Linked DNA regions of Homo sapiens: all the other regions are linked to region 3. A link is a loop called in an ENCODE intact Hi-C map of the cell type or tissue named here. Cell type or tissue: PC-3. All regions are shown on one strand. Links, peaks and the distances in the headings refer to the core of each region. The heading gives the core; the rest is flanking DNA.

The links. A loop is a pair of places that touch in the nucleus more often than their neighbours do. Peaks named below come from ENCODE experiments on the same cell type or tissue, not always from the same donor. Only the 100,000 strongest peaks of a DNase experiment are listed, where the experiment ranks them.
Region 1: it touches region 3 in a loop (5-fold over the local background); 25 of 110 quality-filtered maps call a loop at or near these places.
Region 2: a loop joins it to region 3, with 7 times the contacts of the local background. A loop is called at or near these places in 73 of 110 quality-filtered maps.

What each region holds. Positions count from the first base shown.
Region 1 is chr1:212,994,390-213,003,888 of GRCh38, forward strand. ANGEL2 (angel homolog 2) reads right to left here. Exons shown (of 9, transcript NM_144567.5): 6 at 6,397-6,523; 7 at 5,937-5,994; 8 at 2,766-2,929; 9 at 1-803. The coding sequence ends at 652. Among named protein-coding and RNA genes, the nearest start is that of ANGEL2, 17 kb to the right of the region's middle. In PC-3, for the core only: a CTCF peak has its summit at 1,285; a DNase peak (open chromatin) is centred at 1,302.
Region 2 is chr1:212,627,680-212,635,601 of GRCh38, forward strand. LINC02773 (long intergenic non-protein coding RNA 2773) reads right to left here. Exons shown (of 4, transcript NR_183483.1): 3 at 4,693-4,884; 4 at 1,249-3,784. Among named protein-coding and RNA genes, the nearest start is that of GARIN4, 7.2 kb to the left of the region's middle. RefSeq lists an enhancer at 2,831-3,362. In PC-3, for the core only: CTCF peaks have their summits at 2,542 and 2,745; a DNase peak (open chromatin) is centred at 2,532.
Region 3 is chr1:212,471,227-212,481,714 of GRCh38, forward strand. It overlaps LINC02771 (long intergenic non-protein coding RNA 2771), which reads right to left and starts at 1,652. Exons shown (of 3, transcript NR_183725.1): 1 at 1,451-1,652. RefSeq lists enhancers at 356-856, 857-1,357. In PC-3, for the core only: a CTCF peak has its summit at 6,097 (motif pointing right); a DNase peak (open chromatin) is centred at 6,105; H3K27ac peaks cover 627 bases.

The DNA of each region.
Region 1 (9,499 bases), core at 1-2,500, 520 kb after region 3:
AAGAGTGAGCTTTACACGTTATGCTGGCTTATATTTCCCAAACATTTCCCCAACACGATGCAGGCATATTACATGGCTCAGGACAGTAATAAGATGGATTAAGCATTCTGTACAACTTAAAAAGCATTATCAAACCCCTTCAAAAACAAACTAAACAATGGCTGGTTGGATACCTGTGAATGACCCAAGGCTTTCTAAGATAAACTATTTAGAACTCAATAGAGGGGTCTCCTAATGAAATCAAGCCTTCTGGAAAGGAAACAACTTGTAGTTTGCAAGAACTCAAAGATACTTTGGATCCACTACAGAGCTTGCCAAAATTATGAAATGAAATTTTTTACTAAGCAGACAAAGGAAGATGCATTATATTTAAAAATCACTGTCAATTTTACTAGGATTTAGAATATAAAACCTTTACATCTCTTTTACAATAAAGAGAATTTAGAGCTCACTTGTCACGAAAATATTTTTCATTATTAAAAAAAATTGTTATAAAGTTATTTCTTCTGATATGGAGTTTCAAAGCATCTAACATAACCGCTTCAGAATCTCCACAGTGCAAAAATAAACAACATGCATACACTTAAGAACTTTACATTCTTTGAAAAACAATACAAATTGGAAAGAAAATTAGTATGTGATCAAAGAGAGTCAGAGCTCAAGTCTGAACTTTGCCAATAAAGGCAGATGATCTGAAGAGTTATTTTCGTTTGGAAGTCCATTAACAGTCCATAAGTCTTGTTCTGTAAGAAGTGACAGTCTAGCTAGAAGTTTCAAGCCACCAACCAAAGCAACTTCAGCTCCTACATTAAAGAAGCACACACATATTTAGTAAAATTGTCAACGGGTTATTGTAAATTAATCATACAAGTCTTTTCTCCAAACAAATATAGAACTTGAGGCCCCTCCAGAAGACTAAAAACTATGACACAGTTTTTAGAATATCTAAGCTTTATTGAATTATAACCTAATTATAATTATCAAACACACAGCAGTTTGAGATATTTTTTCTATTTCCAGCTCTGTAAACAATCTTTAGAAGAAAATATAAATGAAATACTTAAGAATGTTAAGGGTAATTTGTGGTTGACAACTACATAAGAAACTCATCCAGCAACCATTCTGTAGTTGCATAAAGCCAGAGACACCGGGCCACAGCCCTGTAGCAGTTTATAAGGTGAATGGAGAATAAATTAGTATAATTTAGTCCCAGATAGTCAGCACCCACAGAAGTGAAGATGACATGCTCTTTTTGAAATGCTGATCCATAACACTCTCCTGCCACCAAGTGAACTTCTGTCAGCATGACAACTACGAAAACCTTACTATAAATTCAAAGCAGCAGGCATATTTTTTGTAGAGTAGATCTAGTGGCAGGAATAAGTCATCTCGTGAGTGTTACTAATAAGGTTATTCCCAGAAGAAAGGAGGGGGGAACAAACAGAGGGGAAAAGGGTAAAGAAAAAGAAGCATCCAAAAAAATGGAAGAGAAAAAAATGAAAAAAATCAGAAAAGAATAAAACAGCTGCTCACATTCCAAAGTTTTCTTAAAGGTATTTTTGTACTTCCAGTAATCTTAAACTGCATTTTCTTCTCCACTTTAAATCCTTTGGCTAATGTTTAAAACCTGATTTTCGGCCGGGCACAGTGGCTCACGCCTGTAATCCCAGCACTTTGGGAGGCCGAGGCAGGCAGATCATGAGGTCAGGAGATCGAGACCATCCTGGCCAACACGGTGAAATCCCGTCTCTACTAAAAATACAAAAAATTAGCCGGGCATGGTGGCGGGCGCCTGTAGTCCCAGTGGCTCGGGAGGCTGAGGCAGGAGAATGGTGTGAACCTGGGAGGCGGAGCTTGCAGTGAGCTGAGATAGCGCCACTGCACTCCAGCCTGGGCGACGAGCGAGACTCCGTCTCAAAAACAAACAAACAAAAAAATTATATAGACTTTTCTGACCGAATGTGGTGGCTCATGCCTGTAATCCAAGCCACCCTGGGAGGCCGAGGTGGACGGCTTGAGCCCAGGAGTTTGAGACCAGCCTGGGCAACACGGTGAAACCCTGTCTCTACAAAAAATACAAAAATTAGGTGGGCATGGTGGCTCATGCCTGTAGTCTTAGCTACTCGGGAAGCTGAGGTGGGAAGGTCACTTGAACCCGGGAGACAGAGGTTGCAGTAAGCCGAGAATCATGCCACTGCACTCTAGCCTGGGTAACAGAGCGAGACTCTGTATCCAAAAAAAAAAAAAAAAAATATATATATATATATATATATATATATATACTTTTCCTCCTCAGAAAAATCCAATATTCCAGAGTCAACATGACAGCATAAGCTGTGTTGCTGGCAGTGTAACTATGGTCCTCCAATGAAGGCAGGACGCCTCGGTAAAATTTAAGCACAAAACTATGATGACCATTAACAACATACTCAGTTCCTGTCACAGGAAAAACAGTAAATTTATGGCAAGCAAAAAGAAAGGGCAATATGAAAGACCTATAACTCAGAGGCTGACTGGAACTGGAGGGTAGGACTGCTAATGTAATTCTTGGGTAATAATTTGCTTGGATGTGTTTTATTGCCTCCCTCATATGCAAGTAATCAACTGATTTATTCAAATATATTACCAATCTGTCTATTTCGAAATATTTTTACCTTCTAGATCTAGAACTTCAACTGGATGTTTAGAGAGCTTTCTTAACTTTAACCTTGAGGTTTTAGCTACTGTGCTCTCTAGGAGAATTTAAGATTACATGCATTCCTTACCTGGGTGCCCAGCAACATCTTCCTTTTCTGCAGAGTAGAAAATATAATCCACAGTTATGGCACTTCGGGAATGACAGGTGGTCACTTCTGGAATTCCAGTGTCAGGAAAGTAATGTGAATAAACAGATGACAAACTGAAATGGTGCTGTAAATTTGAAGACAATCTAAATAGAAAAGAAGAAGTGTTTAGAATCCGAGTTTTTGTAACTTCAAGAATTCCTCCTATCTGAATTTCTTTTTCACTTAATTTCTAGACTAAGACCAAACATTAGGACAAGCTTTATTTAAAAAGACCATATCATAATTTAGTATTAATTTACTTATGCAGTGATATCTAAAACCCATCAATAAAGCCATTATAAATGTGGTTTTTAAAAAAAGCTCAATAATTAACATACTAATGTGTTTTTTCATTATTTATAACGTGTGAATGCCTCCACTTACTAAAGAACATGTATTCTAACAAGTTTTATTGTGTTTTTAAGAAAGAGAATCAAGGGGGTCTTCAGGAACACTATTTGGAATCCTCTAGACTTTTGATGACAGAGAGGCCATATTCTTCTCTAATTTTTCTTGCTATCACATATAATTTTGTACTGCATCTTAAAACAGCTTCTCTAATGGTTTATTATATTTGCCCCATGCACAAATATATGTGATGTTATGAGTAAAAGGTTTAAAGACTATTTTCTAGTGATACTTTATGAATCTTAAGGATCTTTTATGCCTTGAAGGAAAATAAAATTAAAAAAGAAACTTATCCAACAAACATTTACCAAACATCTTCTAAGTTCTAGGCAATATGTCAGGTGCTGAGAATACATAGATGAAGATGTTTCCCTTGCTTTTAAAGTGTTCATATGTCAGGAACAAAGGTAAATCCTTAAAAATGCCCTCTAAGTTTTATTAGCAACTTTTTATGTCTAAGGATTTATAATATTAAACATAAAATAGGGCCGGACGCGGTGGCTCACACCTGTAATCCCAGCACTTTGGGAAGCCAAGGCGGGAAGATTGCTTGAGCTCAGGAGCTCGAGACCAGCCTGGGCAACACAGTGAGACCTCATCTCTACAAAAAAAAAAAAAAAATCTAGAAAAGTAGCTACGCGTGGAGGCACATGCCTGTGGTCTCAGCTACTTGGCAGACTAAGGTAGGAGAAAGGCTTGAGCCTGGGAGGTGGAGGCTGCAGTGAGCCAAGATCATGCCACTGCACTCTAGCCTGGATGACAGTGAGATCAACTCTCAAATAAAAATAATAAATAAAAATAGGTCTTCTGCAAACTCTTATCTATCAATTTTTCAGTTTACAGATATAAGCTATGCATATAAACACTCTGTATTTACATAAAGATACAAAAAAGTATCTTTTTTTTTTTTTTTTTTTGAGACAGAGTCTTGCTCTGTCGCCCAGGCTGGAGTGCAGTGGCATGATCTCAGCTCACTGCAACCTCCACCTCCCAGGTTCACACCATTCTCCTGCCTCAGCCTCCCGAGTAGCTGGGACTACAGGCGCCCACCACCACACCTAGCTAATTTTTTTTTTTGTATCTTTAGTAGAGACGCGGTTTCACCGTGTTAGCCAGGATGGTCTCAATCTCCTGACCTCATGATCCGCCCGCCTCAGCCTCCTAAAGTGCTGGGATTACAGGCGTGAGCCACCGCGCCCGGCCTCTTTTTTTCTTTTAATTTTTAGACACCAAGGGCAAGTAAGGTATCTATTTTTTAAAATTATTATCATTATTGAGACGGAGGCTTGCTTTGTCACCCAGGCTGGAATGCGGTGGTGCGATCTCGGCTCACTGCAACCTCTGCCCCCCAGGGTTCAAGCAATACTCTGCCTCAGCCTACCTGGGATTACACGTGCATGCCACCATGCCCGGCTAATTTTTTGTATTTTTAGTAAAGATGGGGTTTCACCATCTTGGCCAGACTGCTCTTGAACTCCTGACCTCGTGATCCACCCACCTCAGCCTCCCAAAGTGCCGAGATTACAGGCACGAGCCACCACGCCCGGCCAGAATGTTTTAATTTTTTTTTTAATAGAGGCAGGGTCTCACTGTGTTGCCCAGGCTGGTTTCAAACTCCTGGGCTCAAGCAATCCTCCCGCCCTGGCCTCCCAAAGTGCTGAGATTATAGGCGTGAGCCAACACGCCCAGCCAATATCTTTTTTATATCCTATATTGTTACAAAAAGATTTAAGAGTTACTCAAAACGAAGTACTTGTTAGATTAGCCTCCTTATTAATCTTATTCAAAGAAGTTTTTACTATATTGAAAGGTTTAATCATGAATTTTAAAATATTCATTTAAAAAATTTTTTTAAAAATTGCTTCCATTCTTACTAGTTCTTATTTATGTAGTAATATTTTCTCAAAACAAGGTATACAAAATAAAGATTGAGAAGCAGATAAAATAAATGAGAATTGGTCCCTAAATTTAAATGTTAAAACAAAAAACTATAAAACAGCCACAATATAATTAACAATCAAGATATTTCAAGAATCTCCCTGAGACAAGATTTAAGTCTCTGTCCTGTTTTATTAACATGTATCAATTTCTCAACCATAGCCCCAAATATTCCTATTTCTTTAATGAAGAATTCCAGCATCTTCACCCCTCTGACAATCTTCTCCTACAGTTCAAGAGATAAATTAAAATGATCATCTTTTCAACTGGCATATTCATTTTTGGATCAATTCTCTTATAGATGGTTTTGAGATTTAGTAAATCAAAGACAACTAAAGATCCTTTTGAGATCTGAAAGATATTTTTATGTGATCTTGACCTTTGTTTAAGTATGTGAATTTCAAAGAGTATTTGAGCTGGTCCAGGTCCACAGACAAGCTGTTTCCCTTCCTAACACTACCTAGGTGCCTAGGTATGTTTCAGACATTGTGCTTTATATGCTTTGTCTCATCTAATCCTCACAACAATCCAAACTATAGACAAAGAAACTGAACCTCAGAGATGTTAAGTTTCTTGCTCAAAATCATTCGGCTAAAACACAGCAGAGTCAGGACTGGAACTCAGGCCTATCTGACTTAAGGGCCAGCACCCTTCACCAGCACGGAATACTATCACCTTCATTTTTTTATCCAAGTGATTTTTGAGAAATGAGTTTTTTATTCAACTAAAGTTAGCAAATGTCTCCTTTTGCTTTCCAGAACTCACTTTTCAGCTGTCACTAGGACCTCTGTTTGCTTCAGCTGTGTTTGTGTCAGATCACTGTCTGTAAGAATAGAGGAAAATATATTAATGTTATTGTTCTAGTTTGCCTTAATATCGTCATCTTACTCTAGAAACAATATTTAAGACTTATCTAGGTTAGAAAGATGCCTAGTTACATGTTTCATTCTGGAATCTATATATTTCGATGGCCTCCAGAATTAGGAAAAATAGAAAAATGCAAACAATTCCAAAGCAACATGCAAGTAAATCATGCACAGATAATTCTGGAAGTTCAACTTTAAAAAGGTAAATTTAGAGGTCTTAAGAAAAAAAATGAATAACTACATATTTATATATATGAATATTCATCCCTGAGATTTTTTCTTTTTAAAAACTTAGTTTTATGTCTTCAAAGGGAACATGATTACCCAGCAGACTGCCAAAATGTATTACAAACACTTACCTGTCTTTTCTACTTTTGGTACCTGCTGTACCTCATACACACAGTTCTGTGAGATACCTAGGTTTGGGGGCCAAATTGGAATAGATAAAATTCTTTGTCCCCGTGAAGACTGTTCCTGGCCAGATACCTAAACAAAATTTCAACAGGTATCTTAAGTGAAAAGATTTTAAATAGCTTATGAGTTGAAAAATTTATGTCTTAAATAAAAGGTAATCCAAAAGTGGTAAATTATTACCCTTTATTCATTGTATTAAGTGATTCTTTGGACTTATAAAATCTTCTTTTCTTTAAATACAATTCAGAAAGCACTTATCATTTACATAAAAATGACAATCTTTTTCCCATACATGCTTTTCTTTAATTTGGACATACAAATCATCTATCGCTTTGAACTAACACTATTCATCATTTTTTACTACCTGCAATATAGTTCCTATTGTATCAAATATAGGCATGCTCACAGGTACTGCGGGTTTGGTTTCAGGCCACCACAATAAAGTGAGTATCTCAATAAAGCAAGTCACATAATTTTTTCAGTTTCCCAGTGCATGTAAGTTGCGTTTATACTATACTGTAGTTTACTAAGTGTGCAATAGCATTATGCCTAAGAAAATACATACCTTAATTTAAAAATACTTCATTGTTAAAATATCCTAACAATCATCTCAGCCTTCAGTGAGTCATCATCTTTTTACAGGTGGAGGATCTTGCCTAGATATTAATGACTGCTGGCTGATCAGGGTGATGGTTGCTTAAAGTGGGGGTTGGCTGTGGCAATTTCTTAAAATAAGACAACAATGAAATTTGCTGCAGCCATTGATGCTTCCTTTCATAAAAGATTTTTCTGTAGCATCTGATGCTATTTGACAGCACTTTATCCACGGAACTTTTTTTCAAAATTGGAAACCCTTCCAATGTTTTATCAATTAAATTTATGTAACATTTAAAATCCTTTGTTGTAATTTCAGCAATGTTCACAGCATCTTCACCAGGAATAGAATGCATCTCAAGAAAATACTCTGCTCATCTATAAGAAGCAACTCCTCATCTATTTAAGTTTTATCATGAGATTGAAACAATTCAGTTAATTCTTCAGGCTCCACTTCTAGTTCTCTTGCTATTTCCACCACATCTACAGTTACTTCCTCCCCTGAAGTCTTGAACCCCTCAAAGTCATCCATGAGGGCTGGAATCAACTTCTACCAAACTCTTTTTAATGGTGATATTTTGACCTCCTCCCATGAATCACGAATGTTCTGAATAGCATTTAGGATGCTGAATCCTTTGCAGGTTTGCAATTTACTTTCCCCAGATCCATCAGAGAAATCACTTCTATGGCAGCTATAGCCTATGAAATGTATTTCTTAAATAAGGAGACCTGTAGGTACAAAATTACTCCTTGATTCCATAGGCTGCAGAATGGATGCCGTGTTAGCAGGGATGAAAAAACATTCATTTCCTTGTACATCTTCATCAGAGCTCTTGGGTGACCAGGTGCCTTGTGAACGAACAGTAATCTTTGGAAAGGAATCTGTTTTTCTGAATAGTGGTCTCAGCAGTGTGCTTAAAATATTCTATGCCATAAACAGATGCACTGTCATCCCCAAGCTTTGTTTTTCCACTGACATAGCACAGGTAGAGTGGATTTAGCATAATTTTTAAGTGCCCTAGGATTTTCAGAATGGTCAATGAATGCTGACTTTAACTTAAAGTAACAAGCTATATTAGCTCCTAACAAAAGAGTCAGCCTGTCCTTTGAAACCAGGCACTGACTTCTTCTTTCTAGTTATGAAGTCCTAGATGGCATCTTCTTGCAATATAAAGTGGTTTCATCCACATTAAAAATTGTTGGCCAGGTGCGGTGGCTCATGCCTGTAATCCCAACACTTTGAGGGGCTGAGGCAGGAGGATTGCTCAAGCCCAGGAGTTCGAGACCAGCCTGGGCAACATGGTGAAACGCCACCTCTACCAAAAAATATTAAAAAATTAGCCCGGCGTGGAGGCATGCACCTGTAATCCCACCTACTTGGGAAGCTGAAGCAGAATCGCTGGAACCCAGGAGGCAGAGGTAGCAGTGAACCGAGATCGTGTCACTGCAGTCCAGCCTGGGCAACAGCGCGAGATCCTGTCTCAAAAAAAAAAAAAAAAAAATCTATTATTTAGTGTAGCCACCTTCATCAATGATCTTAGCTAGATCTTCTGGATAACCTACTGCAGCTTCTACATCAGCAGCACTTGCTGCTTTACCTGTACTTTTATGTTATGGAGATGGCTTCATTCTTTAAACCTCATAAATTAACCTCTGTTAACTTCCAACTTCTCTTCTGCAGCTTCCTCATCTCTCAGCCTTCAAAAAATTGAAGAGACTTAATGCATTCCTCTGGATTAGGCTTTGACTCAAGGGAATCCTGTGGCTGGTTTGATCTTCTATCCAGACCACTCAAGCTTTCTCCATATTAGCAATAAGGCTGTTTTGCTTTCTTATTATGCCTTCATACACTGGAGTAGCACTTCTAACTTCCTTCAAGAACTTTTCCTTGCATTCACAACTTTGCTGTTTGGTGCAAGAGGCCTAGCTTTTGGCCTCTCTCAGCTTTCAAAATGCCTTCCTTGCTAAGCTTAATCATTTCTAGCTTTTGATTCAAAGTGAGACATGTGAGTCTTCCTTCTACTTGAACACTTAGAGAGCGCTGCAGGGCTATTACTTGGCCTAGTTTCAATATGGTTGTGCTTCAGGGAATATAGAGGCCCAAGTAGGGGGAGAGAGATGATTAGTGGAGCAGTCAGAACACATTTATCGATTAAGTTCTCATTTTATATGGGTACAGTTCATAACACCCCAAAACCATTACAATAGTAATATCGAAGATCACTAATCTTGGATCAACATAACAGATGTTAATAATAATGAAAATGCTTGAGTAATGCAAGAGTTACCAAAAGGTGACAGAGACAGGAATTGAGCACATGCTGTTGGAAAAATGGCAATGATAGAGCTGCTTAAGGTAGAGTTGCTATGAAACTTCAATTTTGTAAAATGCAGTATGTTTGAAGCTCGATAAAGCAAAGCACAATAAAATGAAGTATACCTGTACTAAGAGAG
Region 2 (7,922 bases), core at 1,303-3,802, 150 kb after region 3:
CTCTGGAATCAGAATGGTCCTACAACCACCGTGGCAGTTCTGATGAAGTTATTGCTCCAGACATATATTCACCAATTCCTTCTCCTCAATGCTTTCATTTTTATGCATGCACAAAAGTGATCTAAGTCTGAAAGGCCCATTTTGTTAAGAATCACATGAGAATGACATTATTACCAAAAGCCTTGGGAAAGAAAGAATGATATCCCTATTTTACAGAAGAGGACACTGAGGCTCAAGAGGGTAACTTGCTCCAGTCACACAGAGGGACCTTTGCAGATCTACCAGCCCACTTCTTTATGCAAAGCCCTGTCTGAGACATGGGAAGGAGGCAAACCCAGCAAATCCAAGGAGAATCGGGCAATGCAAGAACCTGAGACTTACCAGGTTCCTACCACCATGGTCTAAAACTTTATAGAGATGAGCACCAAAATTCCTGGATTGAGAGGAGGGAATGTGGGGGCAGGGGACATGTCTGGTGGTGAGCTGCTGTGAGTTGGCTTTGGAACTTCAATGAGCTCATAGTCCTTAGTTGGCCTTATCTCAAGAGTGTCCAGACCACCCTTAAGCCATGTCTGGCTCCCAGGCTTCGCTCCCCAGCCTCTGCCTCAGCTATAAACAGACCTCCCTCCTGGAATTCCAGGCCTTGCTCCCCAACAGGGATCGCTTCTGACGGGGGCTGCATCTCTTTGCAGCCCAGTCCTCGCCCAGCTGCTAATAAAACATTTAAAAGCCAGGCCCAGAATGGTTTCTCCGTACCAGATCTTCAGGAAATTTTTTCTGCTGGGATTCCAAACCACACGTGAGGGGGTAACGAGTTAGGTCACAGCATCCTTGCTACTTGGACCTCCACAGTTAATTCCTAAAGCTACTTTTGAGAAAAGTCACACATTTCATTATGCAGGTAAGGAGAGGTCTCTTCTGTCCACAGAGGGAATTGTAGGCATGAATCCATGAAAGAAAGGGGTTTGAGAAAGAAAGAAGGCCCAAGACATACACACAGCCACCATTTCCTTCTGCAAAACAAGGCTCGTGACCCCAGGATGAGGAATTAATGGGGTGAGTCAAGTTATTCTTAATAAAGGGGGGAACATGCCAAAGATTAGATATGAATTGGCTCTGTGAGGAAAACAACCTCAGAATCATTAACCCAGAATTCTAGGGAAGATTGGGGGGCCTGCAGGGGGATGAATTAATGGTTTACTCTTGACCAGCTTTTCCCTTGACCCAAGTGGGGAAATTACAAAAAGATCACATCGCATTCCTTTAATCTTCTGATTTCCACACAGGCAAGTGTAGGTAAACACTAGTCTGGAAGACAAAAATGCAATACAAACATTTGTACAGCCCTTAGCAGTTTATAACACCCTTTCATTACGTGTTCTCTTCTGATTCTCACATCTCTCCATTTTGCAGATCAACAAACTGGAGTTCAGGTCATCTAAAGGACTTGTTCAAGGTGGGAGGTGATGGGGCAGAAGGAACAACTCCAGTGCAACAGCTTTCGGGCACCACCAATGTGTGCTGGCCATGGGTCCCACATGGAGGTACAGAGCCAGTGGAGGACAAAGGACAGGCGTGTGTGTAATTATTGCAACCCTTGAGTGACAGATACAATGAGAGATGCATGTTTAGGGAACAGGATTTGTTCAGAGGAGGGATTCTGGGACACGGGTCAGGAAAGGCTTCGCAGAGGAAGTGGCAGTTTTGAAGGATAAGTAGGGCTGTGCCCGGTGAAGAAAGAATGGGGAGAAAGGGTAAAGGTGGAGGAGGTGTGGAGTGAGGGGTGGAGAGAGGGAATTAGGCCATGGAGAAGAATGTGTGCAAAGTACAAAGGCTTGAAACATCACAGTGTTTTGGGGTGATTGCTGGGTAGAGGGCCAAGGAGAGGAGGGACACAGGGCAGGAAAATCAAGCAGCCAGTTCTTGGGGCCGTGGGGTGCTGTGTGGATGCCTGGCCTTTCGGAGCCACTGGAGGCTGATGTCTGATGGAAGTAAGGGCTGTCTGGCTCCAGGGTAGAGACTTGATGGGCAAGGGGCTCCCTGGAGCCTGGGACCCTTCAGAAAGCCATTGCACTAATCCTGGCCAGAGATGGGAGGCCCTGAACCTAGCTGGCTGTTAGGAAACCAGGGGGAGAGAGTCAAGAGGTGTTGAAAAGACGAAACAGGACAATAGTCTTTTCCATGCCCTGAAAGACAGAGCACACATGGGTTAGGCCTGACACTCTCCTAAAGGAGGCAGAACTGACAAAAGTGGAGACATCTTCCCTCTACCATGACTGTTGTTCTGTAAAGGGGGCTGCAAGCAGAGGGGCTCATGGCAAGCAAGGAGGAAGATGTTAAGGTGTAACACAACAGCTTCTAGACCCATGAGGGGCAAAACACAAGGATAAGGCAGCCAGGTGCGGCTGCGGGGTTTCAGTGCTGGAGACCTCTGAGAGTAGAAGCCTCCTGAACTCTTCTTCCTTTCTCATCTGCTGGGAACTGGGTCAGATGCTCTCCTACTGGGCCTTTCTCCGCGGGGCATGAGTCGCCCAATAGAGCCTCTGGTGGCCCTGTGCTGTTACTGCAGGTCAGGGCTGGAAGGAGGGGAGCCAGGATTGAGGCTAAGACACAGTCACCCTTCCCCTTTTTCACACCACAATCAGCCTGGTGCTGATTCACCTATAATCAGCTCAATCCCTCAGCTGGCGGCCACCCCTGAGCAGGCAGCTGGCAGAGCTGCGAGCTGGTAAAGATGAGCGTCATCCAGGCAGTGTGGCTCTAGTCTCCTGGCAGTGGGGTGACAGAGCGTGGAATGGCTGCAAGACAGGTCCCCTGAGGGGCTGGGATCCCGACTCAAGGGGACAGTGAGTAACTGCCAAGAGTCGGGGTGGGGTGGAGTTCATGTCAGGGTCCCTCTGCAGGCGCTGGTCATTTGAGAAACAATTGTTGAGCACCTACGATGGGCCAAGACGGGAAATCAGGCACAGTGAAGATGCTGCCATACACAGCAGTAACACAAACCCAAGTGGGGGATGGCTCTCGGGCAGCACGCAGAAGGAGGCTTTGCAGAGGAGGGGAGGTCTGAGCAGAAACAGCAGGCTGAGCGCTCCTGGAAGAGGCTATGGCATGACAGGGAAAGAGAAGGGCTTGGGTGACATGGGCCTCTTCATAGATGGCAGACAAGCTCAGTGTGCCCAGGCGCAATGTGTGATGTGCTGGAGGAGAGTAGGGGGTGGGGGGCGAGCAGTGGGAAGGAGCATGACAGTGTGAGGAAAATTAGGCTGAAAGGAGGATGAGATCTGGAAGGGAGGTGGAACTGACTAAAGCAGAGTGTCTTCCCCCTGCAGGGACTGTTGGTTGTAAAGGGGACAGCAAGAAGAGAGGCTCACAGGAAAGCAAGGAGGAGTGTGTGGCTTTCCAGGTCTCCATTCCCGAATGCTGCATAACTCCCCTGAGTCCTGTGATTTTTCACTACCCAAATGGGAGCTATAGTGCAGGGGTGAGGGGTGTGCACAGCTGGGCTCTTTGAGAACAAAAGGGCAAAGGAAGCCCAGACTCTTCCCCTTTGCCAGTTTAGAGAACCTGAAATGTGTTGTGGAGGCCTGTGTCTTCCCCACACTCTCTAATGGGAGCTTTCCCACAGATGTGCCAAGGTATTGATCTCTCTCTTCTTGGGGGCGGCTGAAGGATGAGTCCAGTCAGCATTGACTGCAAGGATCCCCAACTGGTATGCCAGTGTGCCATTCCGATGTTGTCATTTTCTGCGTATGCCATGGTCTGCAAAAGGTTGGGAAGCATCTTCCTAGACATGCACACAACACCGTGAGTGTGAACTATGAGCACAGAAGCCAGGAGCAGATGAGAGGCACCTTCCTTAAAGAGCTGGCCTGTTCCTCACAGCATCAGTTGATGCCAGTCTTGTCACCCCTGTTTTCTTTTCCCACTGACATTGGCATAGCCCCAGAACCCTGTCTTAAAGCAATTTACACTGCTTCAAGGAGAGATGAGGAAAATGTGGACAAATATAGTACATTTTTCGTAAAACTGTTCATAAAGTTAAATTTAGTTTTTAAAGACTTGTTCTGGCTGGGCATGGTGGCTCACATCTGTAATCCCAGAACTTTGGGAGGCTGAGGCAGGCAGATCACCTGAGGTCAGGAGTTCAAGACCAGCCTGGCCAACATGGTGAAACCCTGTCTCTACTGAAAATACAAAAATTAGCCGGTCTGGTGGTGCACGCCTGTAATCCCAGCTACTCGGGAGGCTGAGGCAGGAGAATTGCTTGAATTTGGGAGGCAGAGGTTGCAGTGAGCCGAGATCCCGCCACTGCACTCCAGCCTGGGCAACAGAGCAAGACTCTGTCTCAAAACAAAATAAAACAAACAAACAAACAACAACAAAAAAACTGTCCTTTGCTTTGAGACTATGTCCTTCCTCCTGTATCTTAATGTTTCATTTTGAAGTATATCACACATGCAGAGCAGTGCACAGGTCAAAAGCATACCACTCAATGGTATTTCATAAAGTGAGCAACCCCATGCAACTAGCACCCAGATGAAGAACCAAAACATCACGGTACCCCCAATACCCCTCTCATGTTCTCTTTCAGTCACTACCCCTAAGGGTAACCACTATCCTAACTTCTAACACCATAAATTAATGTTGCTTCCTTTTCCCACTATATATAAATGGAATCACAAAATAATGTACTTTTTTGACTGTGGTTTCTTTCAGCATCATGTTTATGAGATTTGTCCATGTCTTTTCTGTTAATAGTTCATTCATTCTCTTTGCTATACAATATTCCATGGTGTGAATATAGTACAATTTCATTCTGCTGTTGATGGGCATTTGGGTTATTTCCACTTTCTGGATACTAAAACATCACTGCTTCTCCCTTGACTGGAGCAAAAAAAAAAAAAAAAAAAAAAAAAAAAGAAAAGATTACTGCTATGGACATTTGTACACAGATCTTTTGGTTAAAACGCTCATAAATTTTTGTAGGATATATACTTAAGAATACAATTGAATATATGCATATTTTCAGCTTTAGTGGATACTACCAAGCTATTTCCTAAAGTGGCTATGCCATTTTACACTGCCACCAGGCATATATGAGAGTTCTGGTTGTTTCATATCTTTGTCAAAATTTGATAGTGTTTATCTCTTTCATTTTAGCCATTCTGGTTGGATGTAGTACCTTTTCTCCCTTTTTCATGATAAACTGTACTTTAAAAAATACAACATGGCTGGGCACAGTGGCTCATGCCTGTAATCCTAGCACTTTGGGAGGCTAAGGTGGGAGGATCACTTGAGCCCAGGAATTTGAGACCAGCCTGGGCAATATAGTAATGATACAGGAGTTAAGAAGAAATTACTTAGGCAGATAGTGAGGGTCTGGGAGTCCTTGGTAAGGTTTTTCTTTTCATGAAAAGCAGTCTCAAAATAGTTTTTTGTTTTTTTTTCTACAAAGAGCAGCCTGTAAAATCGAGCTGCAGACATAGGTAAGCAAGCTGGAAGCTTGTACAGGTGAATGCCAGCAGTTGTGCCAACAGGAAAAGGCTACCTGGGACTAGGCATGTTCAAAATGGCAGCTTCATCTTCCCTTCCCTTTGTCAAACCACATGTACAGTAAGGAGAAGACAATATGGCGCCAGCCAGGCAAAGACTCCATTTACATAATAAGATTAGGGTGGGGCATGCAGCCTTCCGTGAATACTATGTAAACATCATACTGGTCAAACCAATCTGTGAACCCTACATAAATCAGACACTGCCTTCTCAAGCTTGCCTATAAAATCGGGTGTAGTCCACCGCAGGCTGGGTTTTCCCCTTTGGGAGCCCCTCTCTTTTGCAAGGGAGAGAGCTGTTCTCCTTTCTCTTTCTTTTGCCTATTAAACCTCTGCTCCTAAACTTACTCTTCATGTGTGTTCATGTCCTTAATCTTCTTGGCTCGAGATGATGAACCCGGGTATTTACCCCAGGCAACAACACTGCTTCATTGAGACCTCATCTCTACTAAAAAAAAATTAAAAATTAGTTGGGCATGGTAGTGCATACCTGTATTCCTGGCTACTTGGAAGGCTGAGGTGGGAGGACGATTTGAGCCTGGGACAGGGAGGGTGCAGTGAACCAAGACTGCGCCACTGCACTGCAATGTGTGTGGCAGAGTGAGACTCTGTCTCAAAAACAAAAACGATATAATGACCTATAGAAGATGGTAGTTTTGTACTAAAGTCCTTAATGGGCAAATTGAAAGTTGGCTTCCAGATTTCTTTTTTTTTTTTTTTTGAGACGGAATCTTACTCTGTCACCCAGGCTGGAGTGCAGTGGCACGATCTTGGCTCACTGCAAGCTCCACCTCCCAGGTTCATGCCATTCTCCTGCCTCAGCCTCCTGAGTACCTGGGACTATAGGCGCCTGCCACCACGCCCAGTTAATTTTTTGTATTTTTTAGTAGAGACGGGGTTTCACTGTGTTAGCCAGGATGGTCTCGATCTCCTGACCTTGTGATCCACCTGCCTCAGCCTCCCAAAGTGCTGGGATTACAGGCGTGAGCCACCACGCCCAGCCTCCAGATTTCTTTTGAAATTTCACACCTCTAAAATCTTGAAGTCTTATTTATACATTTTTAAGGATTTTTCATTGCTGTTTGAAACAAGCGTTTAAAAAACAAAAACAAAAAAATCTCCTGCCATCCTGTTCCAGTGTGTTTTGTTTTATAAAAAAAATCTAGGCACAAACACAGCAGGAATTTGGGTAGGGCTCAGCTAGGTGATTCTTCCGCTCCCTGTGGTATAAAGTGAAATTGATCAGTAATACTTAGCTGCAGCATGGGCTGGTCTGGAGAGTCCAAGATAGCTTCATTCACTTATTTGATAAGCCTTGAGGGAAATGATTAGAAGGCAGGGTTCAGCTAGGATTGTCAACAGGAATGCCAATGTGTGGCTTCTCCAGCACAATGGCCTCAGGTAGTCAGATTGGCTTCCCTCAGAACAAATGTCTCAAAGTAACTAAGGGAAAGCTGCTTCTGACCAAGCCTCAGAAGTCACTTGGAATAACTTCCACCACATTTTATTGTTCATGCAAGTCTTACGGCCAGCTCAGATTTAAAGGGAGAGAAACTAGACTGCATTTATCTTGGTAGAGAAATGGCAAGATCACATTGTATAACAGCATGTGAGATGGCAATACTATTGTGACTCTCTTTGAAAAAATACCATTTTCCACACCCTCACAATCTACCCTGCCCCTAAGAAAGTAAACCTGGCCAGGATGTATCTGAAGAGTACTGAGAAATTGCAGCAGACATCTCTATCTTTTGTACTTTCCTTATCTCCCTCTTTTACACTCTGCCTTCTTCCACCTTTTCACTTTATTTTCTTACTTCCCTTTCTTTCCCCCAGTCTTTTAGTTAACTAAACTCACAAGGACATATCTTAGTGTGTTCCTCCCCATCTCTCCTACACATCTGTAAATCTTTGATCCCTGGGTGACAGAGAGATTACTGGGACACTTAGACCATAGCATGTCAGGCTTGGAAGGGTCTTGACTAATCCCAGATGCACTTTTACATATGAGGAAATTGAGACCTAGAGAAGGGACTTTCCCAAGGTCCTACTTCAAGTAAGTAGCAGAGTTCTGGCTAGCACAGCAAAAATCATAGCCTAGAGTGGGTCTCAAAGAATGTCAACAGCTTCCTTTCAGTTTCAAATGCCTGGAACTAAAGCCACTTGTTTCTGTTTCACATTAATTGCCTCATCATTCCAATGTCTTTAGGCCTCTTGGTGAAGGAATGAAACCAATGCTAACAGGCCCCTGTGCCCAGAGAGGCCTGCCCCAGCCCTGGCTTTGGTCCCAGTCTTCAGAGATGGATGAGGGGCTTGTGAATGGAGCAAGCTGGGATCAGTGCAACAGCCCCTGCATCCAGCCCCTGACAC
Region 3 (10,488 bases), core at 4,781-7,280:
ATGAGATAATAATTGGGCAGACTTGTTGAGAAGGTGGAAGGCATGGGGAGATATGAAAATAACTGCAACATCACAAAAATCTCTTCAATGTATGAGAAGTGCTGGCTTGATGCCCTTTTCCCTGCCTCAGCTCATTTAACCCCAAGGGTGGTGTTGAGCCCAGCTCCTCTGCTCCACCATTGACTTGTCCATGTTGGCCGAAGGCCTTCCCCAGACACCCTAGGATTGGCTTAGGGCAGGGAGGTCTCAGGCTGTGGTTCTGACTGACCACTGAGACCCCATCCCTGAACACTGGCCAAGCCCTGGGGCCGGCACTCACCTGGTTCAGAAGAACTCAAAACCCTGTTTTGTTGCCAGTTTGGAGCCAAAATAACTGTGCCCCCTCCTCCCCCATGCAGGCACTCATCCCCACCATGGCTGGAGTAATAACCAAAGCCGTTCTTGCTCAGAAGCCTTTTCTGATTTCAGAAACCTTTGTAACTTTCCCAACTTGTTGTGTTATCTTTAGATTGTAGTGATTCTTGTAAAACAAAGGGTTTGCGTACTTACCCCAAGGATAATTAATGACACTATAAGAACGTTAGTTCAGCTGTTTGCAAACCACTCCTTGTATTCATTTCAGTAACACACCTATGAATTTATATATTGGAAATCATCGCCATTCCCGCCTTCTAGAAGAGTAAAAGGGGGCTCAGGGGACAAACGTCTCTTAGTATACAATGAGTATTCTGTGAGCCTATTTCCCATGCCTGCCTCCTGGCTCTGGGAGTGCGGAGCCAGCTGCAGGCTCTGTTCCCACTGGCCCACACCCGTCTTCAGGCAGGAAGTCCCCAGGACCAGCACAGCCCCTCCCCACACAGCGGCCTTAGCAGGGAGGGGTTCAGCCCCTCCAGGCTGATCCAGGGCTCAGGGCCCAGGTGGGTCGCTGCAGCGAATCCCCTCATTGGGCTCATCATCACCCGTGCTCATAGACTGTCCCCATGTAGATTCCGCAGATGGTGAACCTTCAGCTACCAGTGTGTGCGTCCAAGACTTTTCCACAAAAACAAGACATCGCAGAAACTCTCCCCGCCCAGGTTGTGTGTCTGGGCTCCAGCCTCAGTTCCCTCAATCTGAGGTCCTGCTCCCATTGTGTGTCCCTTGAACCCTGTCCAGGAGATGGACAGAGGCTGCCTGCCTGCTCCCGTTTCCACACCCTGGCCCCAGGATGCATCCTTCTGCCTACTGGACATTAGCTGCCACTTCCACCTGCAGCAAGGAGCCACGGTCACAAACCTTAGGCCCTGGGCCCTGCCTGATGGGTGAGACCATCCTTGTTGGTGGGGTCTCAGACTTGGTACCCGTCTCTGGTCCATCCTGATTTACTTGAAGGACACAGCCATGCCTCCCTACAGGCAGCAGCCGAGCAAGGACTCTAACCCAGGTCCTTTCGTGCCAGACCCCACATTACCTTGTTCATACTGTGGCAAGGACTGTGGAGCCAGGGTCCCTCAAAGCCAGCCTTGGGGTAGAGAAGAGAGGTGAGCTATGAAGAGGTGAGACAGCAGGCAGGTCCTGTGGAAGGCAGGAGGCCTCACAGTGGGAGAAGGTCAGTGAGGGTGATGGAGAAGTGGATTTGGGGAATCAACCAGGAGGGGCCCTGTGGGGCTCTCAGACCTATGGCCACTCTGGGGCTGCCTAGAGACTGTCATAATAACCACAGTCATTATGATGATGGTAGGTAGTATTTAGTGAGCATTTACTATATGCTGAGTATTGGATTACCTGCCTTCCTGTATTACCTTATTTTATTCTCATGGTAACCTGCTGAAATAGGAGCTATTATTATCTTCTGCTTTACAGGGGAGGCCGCTGACCCTTGGGGAGGCTAAACAACCTGCCCACAGGCATTCTCTCATAAGCAGATCTGAGATGAAAGTCCAGGCTGCCTGATTCCGGGCCCCACTCTCTCTGACTTCTAGAATTATTTGCTTCTTGGAAAAAAACAAAACCACCCTGCCCAGATGGTGGGGAGTTGGGGGTGTCAGGAGTTTCAGTTTTGTAGAGGAAAGATAAGTGCATTTATGTGGTTTCCACACAGAGGCATACCTTTGATTGTAGGGTCTGGAGAGGGGCCCTTTTGGAGAAGGTCATCTTCCCTGAATGAAGACGCAGCTCTGGTTGGAGGGGCCTCTGAGAAGCAGCCAAATCAGTCCTGCTAACCCACAGGCCAGTGAGCCATGGCCAGACCACTCTCCCATTCACAGAAAGTGGGTCTGTGCCTGGGATACACGGAAGAATAAGTTCAGTACATTCAAGGCCAGGCATGGTGGCTCATGCTTGTAATCCCAGCACTTTGGCAGGCCGAGGCAGGAGGATTGCTTGGGGTATACCCGTGGGCTGCCAGCTGGTCCAAGCAATGGGTGAGAAGGTTCAAGACCAGCCTAGGCAACAAAGCAAGACCTCCAGCTCTAAAATAACAATAATAATGATAAATAAATAAATTCAATACATATGCCAGGCCTTGTTGGTTAGAGACCAATGCTTAAGAGCCTGCGGAAGAACAGCTTACGACCACTCTGTGGTTTTTCCTCCCCATTTGGCTGCCTGAGCGGTGCAGTGGGAGCTGCAGATCAGGCTTCAGTAGGCAACAGCTGAATAGGCGAGAGGGTATCTGCACACCTTCTGGCCAGTCTTGACCTCGGGTTGGGTAGCAGCGAGCCTTGGGGTTTTCATGAACAGGTGACTGGGCCAGGTGCAGTGACTCATGCCTGTAATCCCAGCACTTTGGTTGGCTGAGGTGAGAGGATCGCTTGAGGTCAGGAGTTTTGAGACCAACCTGGGCAACATAGCGAGACGCCATCTGTATTTAAAGAAAAAGAGAGAGAGAGAGAGAGAGAGAGAGAACAGGTGGCTTAAGATAGGCAGGTGAGGAGCGGGGCCCTCAGTGTGAGCCAGTTATTGTCCATGCAGCCCTTTGGCCAGCCCTAGCTCTGCTGCAGTGTCTGGATCCAAGGGCTTCCCTCATGTGCTGGCTCAGCCTGGCTCCTCTGCTCCTTCACAGGTCCGCGGATCAAAACTCTTTTTTCGTATTTCCTTGAACAAACCATAGGTTGTAAAACTGCTGCAAACAATTATTGTGAAGCCAGAGGGAGAAAATATTAAGATATGTGGTGCTTTAACTTTTTGACTGGACTCACAGTAAGAAATGTATTTTATATTGTAATCAAGTGTGTACACACACACACACACACATATACACTCAGATACACACAACTAAAACAGAAATTTTCTTGAAACAATTATTAATTGTACTATATGCAATACACTTCATGTTTTGTATTTCATTCAATTTCATTTAAATAAAATGTGATTTGAGATGCTAGTTAGTGGGTCATGAAATCAATTTAGAGACTCTCAAACTACATTAAAAAACACCAGGTTAGCTGAAGATGCTGATAGCTAGAATAACGAACAGACTGAATAGTTCATCTGTCTTGACTCCCCCTGGGACCTGAATTTTCTGAGGTCAGAGGCTGAGCCCTCCCTGTAAGTCCTAATGTGGGATCCTGCACCCATTAACCTTCTGAAAATACAGACACTATGGCAAACACCAGGACTCCAAGCAGAAAGGGGGTCCAGGGGAGAAGGCAGGAGGTGCCTGTCTTCAGAGTTAACATTTCGTTGGGATTTATTTAGCCATAAAATGACTTCCAGGGAACAGGAAACAGGTTGAATGAGGCTAGAGAACAAGATGAGGACATTAGAGGCAAAACACTCCCCAAAGCTGTTCTGAGCATCCTGAGCATTGCTGTGTGATCAGCACAAAGAGGAAGGAATAGCGAATGGTTAAGAGGATAGACTCAGGAGCCAGCTGGCCTTGGGTGGAACCTGCCTTGCTATGCCTCAATTTCCTTATTCCTATAAAATGGCGATGTAGTACTATTCAATTCTTAAGAGTTGTTACCTAATCAGTATGCCAGTTATCAATGCTAAAAAAATAAAGCAGCTGAACTGCCCACACAAATCAGGCTCCAACTCTTGCCAGCGACGGTCAAGATTTTGGGGCTCCAAGTATGTGGGCAGGTCCGTGGCTTTCTTCCACATTGTGCAGAAAGGGGAGAATGTGGGTTTCTGGGCGCAGCTTTGCAATTCCAGCAAGCCTGGCATATGTCTTAGATGAATGAATAAAGGATGAATGGGTTCTCTTTTCTCTGTCCCCACTGACATTGCTTAGCTGAGGGCAGGGCCTCAGCTACTAGACTCTCTATTCCATACTCCACACTCTTGCTAAAATGATCTTTCTAAAGTGCAAATTTGAGAATGTTTCTTTCTAGGAGGAATCCCTATATTATGCCCCTGCTTAAACCCTTGGAAGGCTTTCAATGGTCTATGATGCATTCCAAACTCCCTTCTAGGCAAAGCCTCAGGCCATCTCTCAAACCCACTCTTCTTCTTTTTTATTTATTTATTTTTTATTATACTTTAAGTTCTAAGGTACATGTGCACAACGTGCAGGTTTGCTACATAGGTATACATGTACCATATTGGTTTGCTGCACCCATCAACTTGTCATTTACATTCGGTATATCTCCTAATGCTATCCCTCCCCCAGCCCCCAACCCCCTGACAGGCCCTGGTGTGTGATGTTCCCCCGCCCTGTGTCCAAGTGTTCTCATTGTTGAGTTCCCACCTATGAGTGAGAACATGCGGTGTTTGGTTTTCTGTCCTTGTGATAGTTTGCTGAGAATGATGGTTTCCAGCTTCATCCATGTCCCTGCAAAGGACATGAACTCATTCTTTTTCATGGCTGCATAGTATTCCATGGTGTATATGTGCCACATTTTCTTTAACCAGTCTATCATTGATGGACATTTGGGTTGGCTCCAAGTCTTTGCTATTGTGAATAGTGCCACAATAAACATACGTGTGCATGTGTCTTTATAGTAGCATGATTTATAATCCTTTGGGTATATACCCAGTAATGAGATTGCTGGGTCAAATGGTCTTTCAAGTTCTAGATCCTTGAGGAATTGCCACACTGTCTTCCACAATGGTTGAACTGATTTACACCAACAGTGTAAAAGCATTCCTATTTCTCCACATCCTCTCCAGCATCTCATCTGTTGTTTCCTGACTTTTTAATGATCGCCATACTAACTGGCGTGAGATGGTATCTCATTGTGGTTTTGATTTGCATTTCTCTAATGACCAGTGATGATGAGCATTTTTTCCTGCGTGTTGGCCACATAAATGTCTTCTTTTGAGACGTATCTGTTCCATATCCTTTGCCCACTTTTTGATGGGGTTTTTTTTTTCTCATAAATTTGTTTAAGTTCTTTGTAGATTCTGGATATTAGCCCATTGTCAGATGGGTAGATTGCAAAAATTTTCTCCCATTCTGTAGGTTGCCTGTTCACTCAGATGGTAGTTTCTTTTGCTGTGCAGAAGCTCTTTAGTTTAATTAGATCCCATTTGTCTATTTTGGCTTTTGTTGCCATTGCTTTTGGTGTTTTAGTCATGAAATCCTTGCCCATGCCTATATCCTGAATGGTATTGCCTAGGTTTTCTTCTAGGGTTTTTATGGTTTTAGGCCTTACATTTAAGTCTTTAATCCATCTTGAATTAATTTTTGTGTAAGGTGTAAGGAAAGGATCCAGTTTCAGCTTTGTACATATGATTAGCCAGTTTTCCCAGCACCATTTATTAAATAGGGAATCCTTTCCCCATTTCTTTTTTATTTTTCAGGTTTGTTAAAGATCAGACGGTTGTAGATGTGTGGTGTTATTTCTGAGGCTTCTGTTCTGTTCCACTGGTCTCAGGCCCATTCTTCACCACCCTCTTCACACCCTAGCTTCTGGTCCTACCAAATAATTTGCATTCTCTGACGGTGCAATATAATCTCAAGTCTCCATGGTTTTGCCCATGTCATTCCCTGCACCTTGCCTGTCACAGCCCTGCCAGCTGGTCTGGCCCCATTATAAAGACTTATGACGCTCAGTGGAAGCACTGTGTCCTCTGACCTGTAGAGCCGGGAGCTTCTCCTCTGTGCTCCCACTTGCTCTGACATTATTCTGAGGAGGAAAGCTGAAAGGCTTGCCCGGCTTCTGGACTCTGGCCACTAGAGAGCAGTAGAGGGTAGACAAGCATCTGGCCTGGGAAACCCCAGACCTGCTCTTCTTGCTCTGTCCTTCCAGACACCGCCACATCTCACTCCCGGAATCTGCACAGCCCCTTTGTGGGTCTCTTGGCATCTGCCACGCCATCTTCACTTTTATGCGCAGAGCTGGCCAACCAAGGGCACTGTTAAAAAATAAAATTTCAACATAGTGAAACAAGTAATTGGCTTTCCTTTTTTTTTTTTTTTTTTTTGAGACAGGGTCTTGCCCTGTCATCCAGGCTGGAGTTGCAGTGGTGCGATCTCGGCTCACCGCAGCCTTGACCTCCCAGGCTCAAGCGATCCTCCCACCTTAGCCTCCAGAGTAGCTGGGACTACAGATGCGCACCATAAAGCTGAGCTATTTCTTTTGTAAAAGAAGGGGTTACACCATGTTGCCCAGGCTGGTCTTGTGCTCAAGTGATCTGCCAGCCTTGGCTTCTCAAAGTGCTGGAATTACAGGCATGAGCCACCACACCCAACCTTTTTTTTTTTTTTAATTGAGACAAAGTCTCACTCTGTTGTCCAGGCTGCAGTGCAATGGGGCAATCATAGCTCACTACAGTCTTGAACTCCTGGGCTTAAGTGATCCTCTTGCCTCAGCCTCCTGAGTAGCTGGGACTGCGGGCATGCACCACTGTGCCTAGCCCTACTTGGCTTTTATTAGTGATCCAGGAATCAGACAGCATATCTTCCAAAATAGAGGGAGTTCCACTCGGCACGACAGATCCATTGTAAGGTAGCTTGAGCAGGAACAAGGAAACAGAATACCACAAAAAAGCAGATGAGTTAACGTCAGGTTGCTTTCCTTATAAGGGTTAAAGGAAAGAGGACTATCTTATCGTGCCAGCTCAGGTTTACTGGGCCCTTTCCAATTGGTTGCCATAAATCTCCTATTTTTAGGAAAACATGATCTGTTAGGGGATTTTCCTGCTTCATAAAGTTTCAGTTTGATTATGCAGCACTTAGCACGAGTGACTCCATTTTGGCTTGGTCTGTTGGGGCCTAGTGTAGGACCTCAGTCCAAAACAATGGGCTCCTATAAATTTTATTTAACATCACCACGGAGTGGGGCAGTGAGTGAGAGGGGTGAAGTGTGACAACCTATAGATTGTATCTGTGAGTGCTCTTGCTGCAAACGGCAGGAACTCACTCTGGCTAACTCAAGCTAAGAACGAGCTTATGAGAAAGAATATTGGATGGTTTACAGGATTGATTCGTGTCTGGCAAACCAGGTTCGGGAAAATGGGCAGGGAACACCCTGAAGGCCAGGTAGCTAAGAACCTAGTCACAGCCGCTCAGCCTCGGGGTCAGGATGCCTGTGTGAATTCTGCTACCAGTTACCATGGACTGCTGGACTCTCGACCCCACTGCCATGGCTTGACCTCCCAGACTCAAGCAATCCTTCCACCTTAGTGTTCTGAGTAGCTGGGACTACAGGTGTGCACCGTCTCTAATTACCTGTCTCTCCCTCAAGAGTCAAAGCCCCCAGCCTGAGCATCCCACGGGCTGAGCCTGGGTCAAACATGGGCCCTAGAAGACTGTCTGCTTCCTGTCGAGACCACCCCCTGGAGGACTCCTCCACATAGGAAGGACTCAAATGTAAGCAGACAAAAATCAACAGATGTCCTCTGCGGGATTCACCGGTTTCCTCTCTAGAATGAGCTCATTCTGGAAGGCACTCAGGAGTTCATCTGAGTATCCAAGAAGTCCTTTTGCTGCTTTGTTGGGGTGAGGGGAGTGAAGACAGAGAGGTGTGTCAGTTGCCCCGTCATCTCCAGCACTGGTTCCCGCAGAAGTCACCAGTATCCACCCAACAGAACCAGGATGAATGGTTTGAGTGTGGTCATTCCTCACAGAAGGAATGGGCTGGGGAGCAGGAAGGGGAAAGCAAGGCAGCTGCAGTTTTATAATGTGCCTGCCCAGGACAGGCGGCCATCCATCAGGGAGAAGGAGGACCTCTGTGGAAACAGAGTATGAAGCAATCTGTTTCACTTGAAGTGATTGTGTGAACTGATATAGTTGTTTGTCATAAATGTTGGCTATGTATGGAGTTATTCTGACCCTTAGAAAACACTCCATCCAGGCGTAGTGGCTCACGCCTGTAATCCCAGCTACTCCGGAAGCTGAGGTGGGAGGATCGCTTGAGCCCAGGAGGTCGAGGCTGCAGTGAGCTGAGATCGCATCACTGAGCTCTAGCCTGGGTGACAGAGTGAACCCCTGTCTCAGGAAAAAAAAGAAAGAAAAAAGGAAACACTCCAACGCTTCAGGAAACTAAGTCCATTGTTTCATAGACTTTCCTCCACTGGAAGCACACAGATGCTGGGGTCTCAGGCACTGCTGCTGGGGAAGGGAGCCTTAGCTCTGCTCAAGAGCAGAATGGCTCCAGGGACAGGAGAGGGAAGCAGAACGAGAGAGCCACACTTTTCCCTAAAACTGTGGTTTAGAAACTGGACTGCACAGACCCCAGTCACCTCTGGGACCCCAGGCATGCATAGCCCTAGGTAGAGGTCTGTCAGATAAAACAGAGGACACTCAGTTACATTTGAAAATCAGATAAAATTTTAGTATAAATAGGTCCCATGTAATATTTGGGATCTTTACACATTTTTTATTTTTTTAAAAATTGAAACTTAACTGGATGTCCTGTGTGACATTGTGATATAATAAGAAATAGATATTTGGTCTTCATCCCCAGTTCCTGGACAGAGCTCCTAAGCACTTGTAATTTCCTGAGTGACTGGGGAGATAGGAGCATCTCTTGTACTATTTGGTCTCAGTCTCCAGTTCCTAAAACAAAGCTTCTAAGACCCTTGAAATCTCCAGAGTGATGAGTGTCTTTTTATATGTTAATGAGATAACTGGTGGCTGGGGGCCTCTAGATAGCTTCAGGTTGGGAGACAGTCACCAGAAAGACCAGAGAATGACTAGAGTTTTCAGTTCTCTCCCAAATCTGGGAAGGGGTTAGGGGCTGGAGATTGAGTTAGTTAACAATGGTCAATAATTTTTACCAATCATGCCTGCATAGTGGATCTCCCATAAAAACCCTAGAGAACACAGCTCAGAGAACTTCCGGTTGGCAAATGCATCAGCACGCTGGGAGGGTGGTGCACCCCAATTCCATGGAATAGAAGCTCCTGTGCTTGGGACCCTGGACCTCCCTGTATGTACAGTACCTTCCCTCCTTTTTTTGAGATGGGGTCTTGCTATGTTTCCCAGGCTGGTTTTGAACTCCTGGCCTCAGGTATGCTTCTGCCTCAGCCTCCTGAGTAGCTGAGATGATATATACAGTACCTCTTCATCTGGCTGTTCATTTGTATCCTTTATAATATCCTTTATAATAAATCCATTATAGTAAGTAAAGTGTTTCCCTGAGTTCTGTGGGCCATGATAGCAAATTATTGAACCTGAGGAAGGGGTCATGGGAACTCCTGATTTGCAGCCAAGTGTGGATAACCTAGGGACCCAGTACTTGCGATTGGTGTCGGAAGTGGGCGCAGTCTTGTGGGACTGAGTGCTTAGCCTGTGGGGTCTGTGTTGACTGCGTAGTGTCAGAATTGAATTAAATTGTAGGACACTCGGTGTCCTCAGAGACTTAGAGAATTGCTTGGTGTGAAAACCTCACACGTTTGATGTCAGAAGTGTTATGTGAGTAGAGAAACTGTTCTATTTTTCCTTTGTTCCTGTATTTTTATTTGCTAAACATGGCAACCTTACTTGAGTATGCTGCTTTTTAAAAATTTATTTTGGGGCTTAGGCTGGGTGTGGTGGCTCATGCCTGTAATCCCAGCACTCTGGGAAGCTAAGGTGGGTGGATCATTTGAGGTCAGGAGTTTGAAACCAGCCTGACCAACATGGCAAAACCCCATTTCTACTAAAAATACAAAAAAAATTAGCCGGGCGTGGTGGTGGACGCCTGTAATCCCAGCTACTTGTGAGGCGGAGGTGTGAGAATTGCTTGAACCCGGGAGGTGGAGGTTGCAGTGAGGCTAGATTGCACCACCACACTCCAGCCTGGGCAACAGAGTGAGACTCTGTCTAAAAAAAAAAAAAAAAAAAGAGAAGAAAAAAATTTCTTTCGGGTCCTAGGTTAGATTTTCTTGGAATAAGAAAGGTGTTTTGTTTTGCTTTGTTTGTTTTATAAAAATGCAGCTATGCATGGAAGGAAAGGTTTGTACTGCCAAAAAAAATAAAAGTTTTGAAAGTCATGCTGACTTTTCATTTTTTTCCTCTTTACATGGAAAAACTTAGCTGTAATGAATATTTAATTAATTCTTTCACCCTGTACATTTTTTTTTTTTTTTGAGATGGAGTCTTGCTCTGTTGCACCGGCTGGAGTGCAGTGGTGAGAT